Regions from separate parts of the Homo sapiens genome. Here regions 2 and 3 are each linked to region 1. Evidence: chromatin contacts called from ENCODE Hi-C or POLR2A ChIA-PET data. All regions are on one chromosome and are shown on one strand. Each heading gives the region's core, a stretch centred on a gene start or an enhancer-like site at or near the end of the contact. The rest is flanking DNA. Distances are from core to core; before and after follow the strand shown.

Region 1 (2,746 bases), core at 247-2,746:
CCCTGACAAGGCCCATGATGGTTACCTGGGGACTGGAGGAGCAATGGGCTGCCCTGACATGGGGTCATGGAGGAGGATAACACAGAGAGGAAATTCAGCAGAGGTCTGATTAGAAGGGCCTTGAATGTTGAAGAGGTTGGACTTTATACTGAGGGCACTGGGGAGCTATGGAAGGATCCTTAGCAGGGGAGTAACATGGATTTGGAAAGATCACTTTGGCTGCTGTGTGGGGATAGATAAGACGGTGGGAGCCTAGAAAGGAGGCTGGGTTGGAAACTCTGGGACAGAAACCCAGAGAGGAAAAGACTGGGCCTGGGGTCTCCAGTGAGTATCAGGGAGTGGGGAATCAGCAGGAGTCTGGTCCCCACCCATCCCTCCTTTCCCCTCTCTCTCCTTTCCTGCAGGCTGGCCCCGGCTCCATTTCCAGGTGTGGTCCCAGGACAGCTTTGGCCGCTGCCAGCTTGCAGGCTATGGATTTTGCCATGTGCCCAGTAGCCCGGGCACCCACCAGCTGGCCTGCCCCACGTGGCGGCCCCTGGGCAGTTGGCGAGAACAGTTGGCACGGGCTTTCGTGGGTGGTGGGCCGCAGCTGCTGCATGGGGACACCATCTACAGTGGGGCCGACCGCTATCGCCTGCACACAGCTGCTGGTGGCACCGTGCACCTGGAGATCGGCCTGCTGCTCCGCAACTTCGACCGCTACGGCGTGGAGTGCTGAGGGACTCTGCCTCCAACGTCACCACCATCCACACCCCGGACACCCAGTGATGGGGGAGGATGGCACAGTGGTCAAGAGCACAGACTCTAGAGACTGTCAGAGCTGACCCCAGCTAAGGCATGGCACCGCTTCTGTCCTTTCTAGGACCTCGGGGTCCCTCTGGGCCCAGTTTCCCTATCTGTAAATTGGGGACAGTAAATGTATGGGGTCGCAGGGTGTTGAGTGACAGGAGGCTGCTTAGCCACATGGGAGGTGCTCAGTAAAGGAGAGCAATTCTTACAGGTGTCTGCCTCCTGACCCTTCCATCCTTCAGGTGTCCTGTTGCCCCCTCCTCCCACTGACACCCTCCGGAGGCCCCCATGTTGACAGACCCTCTTCTCCTACCTTGTTTCCCAGCCTGACTCTCCTTCCGTTCTGGGTCCCCCTCCTCTGGTCGGCTCCCCTGTGTCTCATCCCCCGGATTAAGCCTTCTCCGCCTGGTCCTCTTTCTCTGGTGACCCACACCGCCCGCAAAGCCACAGCGCATCTGGATCACCCGCTTTGGTGGCGCTTGGCCGCCAGGAGGCAGCACCCTGTTTGCGGGGCGGAGCCGGGGTGCCCGCCCCCTTTCCCCCAGGGCTGAAGGGACCCCCCTCGGAGCCCGCCCACGCGAGATGAGGACGGTGGCCCAGCCCCCCCATGCCCTCCCCCTGGGGGCCGCCCCCGCTCCCGCCCCGTGCGCTTCCTGGGTGGGGCCGGGGGCGGCTTCAAAACCCCCTGCCGACCCAGCCGGTCCCCGCCGCCGCCGCCCTTCGCGCCCTGGGCCATCTCCCTCCCACCTCCCTCCGCGGAGCAGCCAGACAGCGAGGGCCCCGGCCGGGGGCAGGGGGGACGCCCCGTCCGGGGCACCCCCCCGGCTCTGAGCCGCCCGCGGGGCCGGCCTCGGCCCGGAGCGGAGGAAGGAGTCGCCGAGGAGCAGCCTGAGGCCCCAGAGTCTGAGACGAGCCGCCGCCGCCCCCGCCACTGCGGGGAGGAGGGGGAGGAGGAGCGGGAGGAGGGACGAGCTGGTCGGGAGAAGAGGAAAAAAACTTTTGAGACTTTTCCGTTGCCGCTGGGAGCCGGAGGCGCGGGGACCTCTTGGCGCGACGCTGCCCCGCGAGGAGGCAGGACTTGGGGACCCCAGACCGCCTCCCTTTGCCGCCGGGGACGCTTGCTCCCTCCCTGCCCCCTACACGGCGTCCCTCAGGCGCCCCCATTCCGGACCAGCCCTCGGGAGTCGCCGACCCGGCCTCCCGCAAAGACTTTTCCCCAGACCTCGGGCGCACCCCCTGCACGCCGCCTTCATCCCCGGCCTGTCTCCTGAGCCCCCGCGCATCCTAGACCCTTTCTCCTCCAGGAGACGGATCTCTCTCCGACCTGCCACAGATCCCCTATTCAAGACCACCCACCTTCTGGTACCAGATCGCGCCCATCTAGGTTATTTCCGTGGGATACTGAGACACCCCCGGTCCAAGCCTCCCCTCCACCACTGCGCCCTTCTCCCTGAGGACCTCAGCTTTCCCTCGAGGCCCTCCTACCTTTTGCCGGGAGACCCCCAGCCCCTGCAGGGGCGGGGCCTCCCCACCACACCAGCCCTGTTCGCGCTCTCGGCAGTGCCGGGGGGCGCCGCCTCCCCCATGCCGCCCTCCGGGCTGCGGCTGCTGCCGCTGCTGCTACCGCTGCTGTGGCTACTGGTGCTGACGCCTGGCCGGCCGGCCGCGGGACTATCCACCTGCAAGACTATCGACATGGAGCTGGTGAAGCGGAAGCGCATCGAGGCCATCCGCGGCCAGATCCTGTCCAAGCTGCGGCTCGCCAGCCCCCCGAGCCAGGGGGAGGTGCCGCCCGGCCCGCTGCCCGAGGCCGTGCTCGCCCTGTACAACAGCACCCGCGACCGGGTGGCCGGGGAGAGTGCAGAACCGGAGCCCGAGCCTGAGGCCGACTACTACGCCAAGGAGGTCACCCGCGTGCTAATGGTGGAAACCCACAACGGTGAGCTCGGAGGGGCAG
Region 2 (2,746 bases), core at 72-2,571, 610 kb before region 1:
CAGGCAGAAGGATCGCTTGAGTCCAGGAGTTTGAGACCTACTGGGCCAACACAGCAAAATCCCTTATCTACTTAAAAAAATTTTCAAAAAAAAAAAGGTCACCTGGTTATCCCATATAGATATTTTCCTTCCAGCCCCACCCAGCTGCTTTGGAAAATTAGGATCCCAGTCTGCTTAAGGGAGCCCAGGCTTCCCTATACTTCCACACACATTTCTTGAGGCCCTGTTCTGGTTCACCCCATTAGAATTCAATTAGAATTCCAGCCCTGTGGGCCAGGCACAATGGCTCACGCCTGTAATCCCAGCACTTTGAGAGGCTGAGACAGGAAGATCACGAGGTCAGGAGTACGAGACCAGCCTGGCCAACATGGTGAAACCCCGTCTCTACTAAAAAAATACAAAAATTAGCTGGGCGTGGTGGCGGGCGCCTGTAATCCCAGCTACTCTGGAGGCTGAGGCAGGAGAATCGCTTGAACCCAGGAGGCAGAGGTTGCAGTGAGCCGAGATTGCGCCATTGCACTCCAGCCTGGGCAACAAGAGCGAGACTCCATTTCAAAAAAGCCCACAAAACTTCTCAACCTTTTGTCTTTCCCAACTTCACTCCCTTCTCTCCAAAGGTGTGTGTGGCGGGGTCGGAGGTGTCCCTAGCCCCAACTCATTCATCTTTGGGACTCCACAAGGTGGGGCAGGGGGCAACCTCAGATACCCCTCCAGCAACCATGGCCCCCTCACTAGCCTCAATCTCTTGAGGAAGGAATCAATTCCCACAAATTATCTAAATCTTTCTACTCAAAATGTAGTCCATGGACCAGGGGCATCAGCATCACCTGGGAACTCAGAAATGGAAATTATGGGCTCCACCCCAGACTTGCTGAATGAAAACATCTGGGCTAGGGCCCAGGAATCTGTTTTAGCAAGCCCTCCAGGTGTTTTTTTATGCCCTCTAGAGTCAGAAGGACAGCTCTGCACGGTCCCCATTGTGCCTTCCCTGGGAGAGTACACAACGCCCGCTTCTGCCGTTAGAGTTCCCATAACGCCCTCGCTCCTGACAGCCCACATGCACCCTCCTGAAACTACAACTCCTATAATACCCAGAGGCGCGCGCCGTCACTTTCTGGGATTATATCTCCCAAGGTGTTTTGCGAGTCAGACCGCCATCATAGCGCCCATCCTCTTAGTCACCGTCAGGACTACAACTCCCACAATACTCGGCGGCAGAACTACAGTCCCCAGCTGCTCCGGGGCTGCGCCACGTCGACTCCGCTGGGTGGGGCCGGCGTCGGGCGGGGCCGGCGGGGTCTTCAGGGTACCGGGCTGGTTACAGCAGCTCTACCCCTCACGACGCAGACATGGCAGCGCAGAAGGACCAGCAGAAAGATGCCGAGGCGGAAGGGCTGAGCGGCACGTGAGCGAGCTGGCTCTAGGCCCTCGGACCAGAGACCCGGGAGTCCGGGCCCCCGGCCCCCTCCTCCCTCCTCCCTCGAGAGCCTGGAGTCCCAGCCCCGAGCCGCAGAAGTGTTGGCCCCGGTCTCCTCTAATGGGACCCTGGAGTCTGGGCCCCTAGTCCCCTCCCTGCCTGCTGTACAGGAATCTGGGGTCCCGGGAGGGAGTCCAGGCACCCTTAGTCCCCTTCTTTTGCGGGGGTCTGGGGCTCCATCCCGGTCCACCACTGACCCGGCCCCACCCCCCGCAGGACCCTGCTGCCGAAGCTGATTCCCTCCGGTGCAGGCCGGGAGTGGCTGGAGCGGCGCCGCGCGACCATCCGGCCCTGGAGCACCTTCGTGGACCAGCAGCGCTTCTCACGGCCCCGCAACCTGGGAGAGCTGTGCCAGCGCCTCGTACGCAACGTGGAGTACTACCAGAGCAACTATGTGTTCGTGTTCCTGGGCCTCATCCTGTACTGTGTGTGAGTGCCTCCCGGGCCCCGCACCCGCACTAGCCCCGACCGGCTGGACCCCTCCTCTCGCCGCTCAGGCCCCGCCCTTCACCGCCCGGTCCCTCCTCTCACCGCCCAGGGCCCTCTTCTCACCGCCCAGGCCCCGCCCCCAAGGATTGGCTCTGCTAGACTACCTTGTCACCAAAGGGCCAGGTCCCCTACCCCACCATCACCCTGGCCAGGATGCAGTGTGACTAAATGTCACCTGGCCCTCCCTGGTCTCCAGGATGTAGCTTGCCGCCCGCCGGTGGAGAAGGCCAGGGCCGTCGGGCTGGCCCAGCCCCAGCTGTCTAACCGCTGCCTCCCTGCACTCCTCCTCCAGGGTGACGTCCCCTATGTTGCTGGTGGCTCTGGCTGTCTTTTTCGGCGCCTGTTACATTCTCTATCTGCGCACCTTGGAGTCCAAGCTTGTGCTCTTTGGTGAGAAACCCCCTGCCCAGATGAATCCTTGGTCCCTCAAATCTTGGTCTTTTGGAATGCAGACAGACCTCAGACCCCAAATCCAAGTCCTTCAAAACCCAAGTCCGCCCAAGCCTAGATGTACACTAGATCCCCCAAACCTGATCCCTTAAAATCTCAGACACAACCGATCCTTCCATCGAGTCTCAGCCCCCTCAAATTGCTATTCCTCAAACCCAGGATCCACCTGGCTGCTGTGCCTTAAACCTACTCCTTTTCAAACCACATGACTCCTCCCCTCTCTCTCCTCCCCTTGCCGCTCTCTGCGGCCAACATCAGCTGCAGGTGCCCACACTGGACACCAGGTGGCCACCTTACACTGGCCTAGATCTGTTCCCGTTTCTTTTCCTG
Region 3 (2,746 bases), core at 117-2,616, 520 kb before region 1:
GCCCTGTGAACTCTCTGGATTTTGGATGTTTGTTCCAGGCACTGGAGGACCGCTGTCCAGACAGCTCCTTCCAGAAGCAGTGCAGGCGTCCCCTCCTCCCGCAGCCTTCCCGGTCCATTTTTGCACCCCAGCCTCAGCCAGGCCCAGCACCTGGCGCTTTTTCTTGTGTAATCATTCACAGAACCCTAGAAGTAGGTTCTCTCCTTAGCCCCATTTTACAGGAGGGATGGCTGAGGCTCTGGGAGGGCAGGCGGGTTGCCAGCATCACCAGGCAGTCAGGAGTGGCACTGGGTTCAAACTCTTGGCTCCCTGGCCTCTCCCTGCCTGGGCTGAGGAGCCAGTCTGTGGCCTGCCCTGGCCTGTGACCCTGTGCCTGGCCCTCATTCTCTGTAAGTTGTATGTGTCAACCTAGGGGTCAGGGGTGAGTTCAGTCCTTGGGCTGGGCTGCTGGTGATTGAAGGGGCTCAGAGCGGGGTGGAGACTGGGGGTGTCTCTGAGTGAGACGAGGCGGCTCAGGCTGGCTGCAGTGTCCAATCCGGGCTCCTCTGGGAAGCCCCAGCTCTCAGCCAGGCCTCCCACATGGCCAGTCCCCTCTTCTGGAGGTAGGTGGAGGAGGGAGGTGAGGAAGAGAGAAGGAGGAAGAGATGGGGAGAGGGGCCGAGCACCCTCATCGTCACGGGCTTAAGACTCAGACGTGAACTCCAATCCTTGCTCCCAGTGTCCCCTTGGGTGGGGAACCTTTTTCTCTGAACTCCTGGGTTAGCGTGGCCACAGCCCCTGCCAGCTGTCCTTGAGCAGGTGAGGGGGAGTCCATGAGACACCCATTCCCCCAGTGCTGAGAAGGGACTCCCAACAGAGAGAGGCACCTGAGGTTTAAGGCAGAGAAAGCTTTTTCTCCCCTTGACAGACGCTGAATGCTGCTACCCCTAAGTCCCCTTCCTGCCCCCAGCCCTGGTGCTCAGTCAAGAGCAACTTTAGTTCCTTATTTTGGCCTGTGGGGAACAGGAGGTGGGGGAGGTGACTCTTGCTCCTGCCTCCCTGTGTGAGACTGTGGACGCCCCTTCTCCTTCGCTGGGCTCCCTCCAGCCCCACCTTGGCCCATCTTGGCACAGATACGATTTCTATAGGCATCTTCCCTGGGTCCCCTATCCTCTGCCTCCTCTTCCCCTTTCCCTGAGCCCCCTTCCCTCTGCCTGTGCCCTCTCTGCAGCCTCCACAGCTTCCCCCACCTCCCGCCAGTTCCTGCCCTTTGGCCACATACCCAGGTAGACAGCAGACAGCAGGAAGAGGAGGAAGATGGTGGCAGGCAGAGCTTGGAGGACTCCTGGACCCCCAGGCATCTTCTCCCAGTGGGTTGGTTAGTTTGAGTTGCAGCAGTCCCAGGGTACCAGATCCCTACCCCAAACCCCACCCTACTTCCTGCCCAGCCCCCCGGAGATGGGCTCCAGTGGCCCTCGCTACTGGGCCCTTTGCTTGTTGGGCCTGGGGACAGCCCCTGCCGGGTATGCTTCAGGCTGTGAGTGGAGAGAAACTGCTCCCTGCACCTGTGGTGGCCACAATTCCCCTGAGAGGTGGCTGCTTGGGTGGGGGAAGAGGCTGGTTCAAGGGCTGGCTCGTCACTGCTGAGCCTTTGGAAGGAAGCCTAGGGAACCTGAGTCCTGGGCATGTGTCATGGGCAGGTGATGGTTCTGAGCTTGACCTCTCCCCCTGCCTGGACTTGGGCAAACCTTGTCCCTTCCCTGACCCCATTTCCTTGCTTCTTGGGATTAGAAACAAGGACTTAAAGGGGTTGTCACATGCACAGAAATGGCCCACAGTAGGCGCCCAGTAAATGTTAGTCACTATAAATACTCATGAAGAATAAATAAGGCAGGCTGACCTGTGGCTGACTACCCGTGTGACTAGGTGGGCACTTTGATCCTTCGAAGCTTGACATTTTTCATCTGTGAGATGAGGACCAGAATGTCTCCCTGTCTCATTATGTGATACGAGATGGTGTTCCTGGTATTCAAGGAGTGAGAACCATGATCAGCTCTTTACTGGAATTCTTTTTTTAAAAAAACAGGCCAGCTATGGTGGCTTATGCCTGTAATCCCAGCCCTTTGGGAGGCTGAGACAGGAGAATCACCTGAGGTCGAGTTTGAGACCAGCCTGGCCAACATGGCGAAACCCCATCTCTACTAAAAATACAAAATTAGCCAGATGTTGTGGCACATGCCTATTATTCCAGCTACTCAGGAGGCTGAGGCAGGAGAATCAGTTGAACCCAGGAGGTGGAGGTTGCAGTGAGCTGAGATCACACCATTGCACTCCAGCCTGGGTGACAAAAGCGAAACTCTGTCTCTAATAATAACAATAATAACAACAACAACATATATTTTTCTTCTTTTTTTTTTTTAAGAGGGATGGGATCTTGCTATATTGCCCAGGCTGGTCTTGAACTCCTGGCCTCAAGCAATCCTCCTGCCTCAGCTTCCCAAAGTGCTGGGATTACAGGCATGTGCCACTGTGCACAGCCAGAAGTTGTTTTATATTGACCTGCCATGACTGGCAAGGTAGGCCATCCCCCATTTTACAGAGGGGGAAACCGAGGCCAGAGAGGGGAGGTTGTCACTTGCGGGTGTCATACAGTCTAGGGGTGGTGGACAGAGATTCAAAGTCATCTTTGTGTTGCTCCCAGTTTCCTTTGAGCATGTCTGGTAGGAGGGAAATGAGGTCTGAGTGGGGAGGGCGGAGTTGCTGAGAT

What was found. Hi-C counts contacts between places; a loop is a spot of excess contacts on that map. ChIA-PET counts read pairs that join two places held with the same protein, here RNA polymerase II (POLR2A). Pooled maps may share reads with other maps.
Region 2: a pooled map shows a loop between it and region 1 (5-fold over the local background). The contact joins the promoter of RABAC1 here to the promoter of TGFB1 in region 1. A Hi-C loop is called at or near these places in 2 of 37 single-sample maps with no recorded cell type and 10 of 50 pooled maps. POLR2A ChIA-PET finds 5 or more read pairs at or near these places in 2 of 52 experiments (WTC11 and activated B cell).
Region 3: a pooled map shows a loop between it and region 1 (3-fold over the local background). The contact joins the promoter of CD79A here to the promoter of TGFB1 in region 1. A Hi-C loop is called at or near these places in 3 of 37 single-sample maps with no recorded cell type and 12 of 50 pooled maps. POLR2A ChIA-PET finds 5 or more read pairs at or near these places in 11 of 52 experiments (A549, Caco-2, GM10248 and 7 more).

What each region holds. Positions count from the first base shown.
Region 1 is chr19:41,352,672-41,355,417 of GRCh38, reverse strand. TGFB1 (transforming growth factor beta 1) reads left to right here and starts at 1,496. Exons shown (of 7, transcript NM_000660.7): 1 at 1,496-2,728. The coding sequence starts at 2,374. It overlaps B9D2 (B9 domain containing 2), which reads left to right. Exons shown (of 4, transcript NM_030578.4): 4 at 405-1,001. The coding sequence ends at 718. RefSeq lists enhancers at 619-1,120, 1,044-1,193 and silencers at 1,194-1,723, 1,874-1,943, 2,244-2,323, 2,484-2,746.
Region 2 is chr19:41,957,896-41,960,641 of GRCh38, reverse strand. RABAC1 (Rab acceptor 1) reads left to right here and starts at 1,321. Exons shown (of 5, transcript NM_006423.3): 1 at 1,321-1,405; 2 at 1,694-1,906; 3 at 2,259-2,356. The coding sequence starts at 1,350. RefSeq lists an enhancer at 944-1,233 and silencers at 1,344-1,593, 2,044-2,113.
Region 3 is chr19:41,875,899-41,878,644 of GRCh38, reverse strand. CD79A (CD79a molecule) reads right to left here and starts at 1,366. Exons shown (of 5, transcript NM_001783.4): 1 at 1,262-1,366. The coding sequence starts at 1,340. RefSeq lists a silencer at 1,165-1,224 and an enhancer at 2,632-2,701.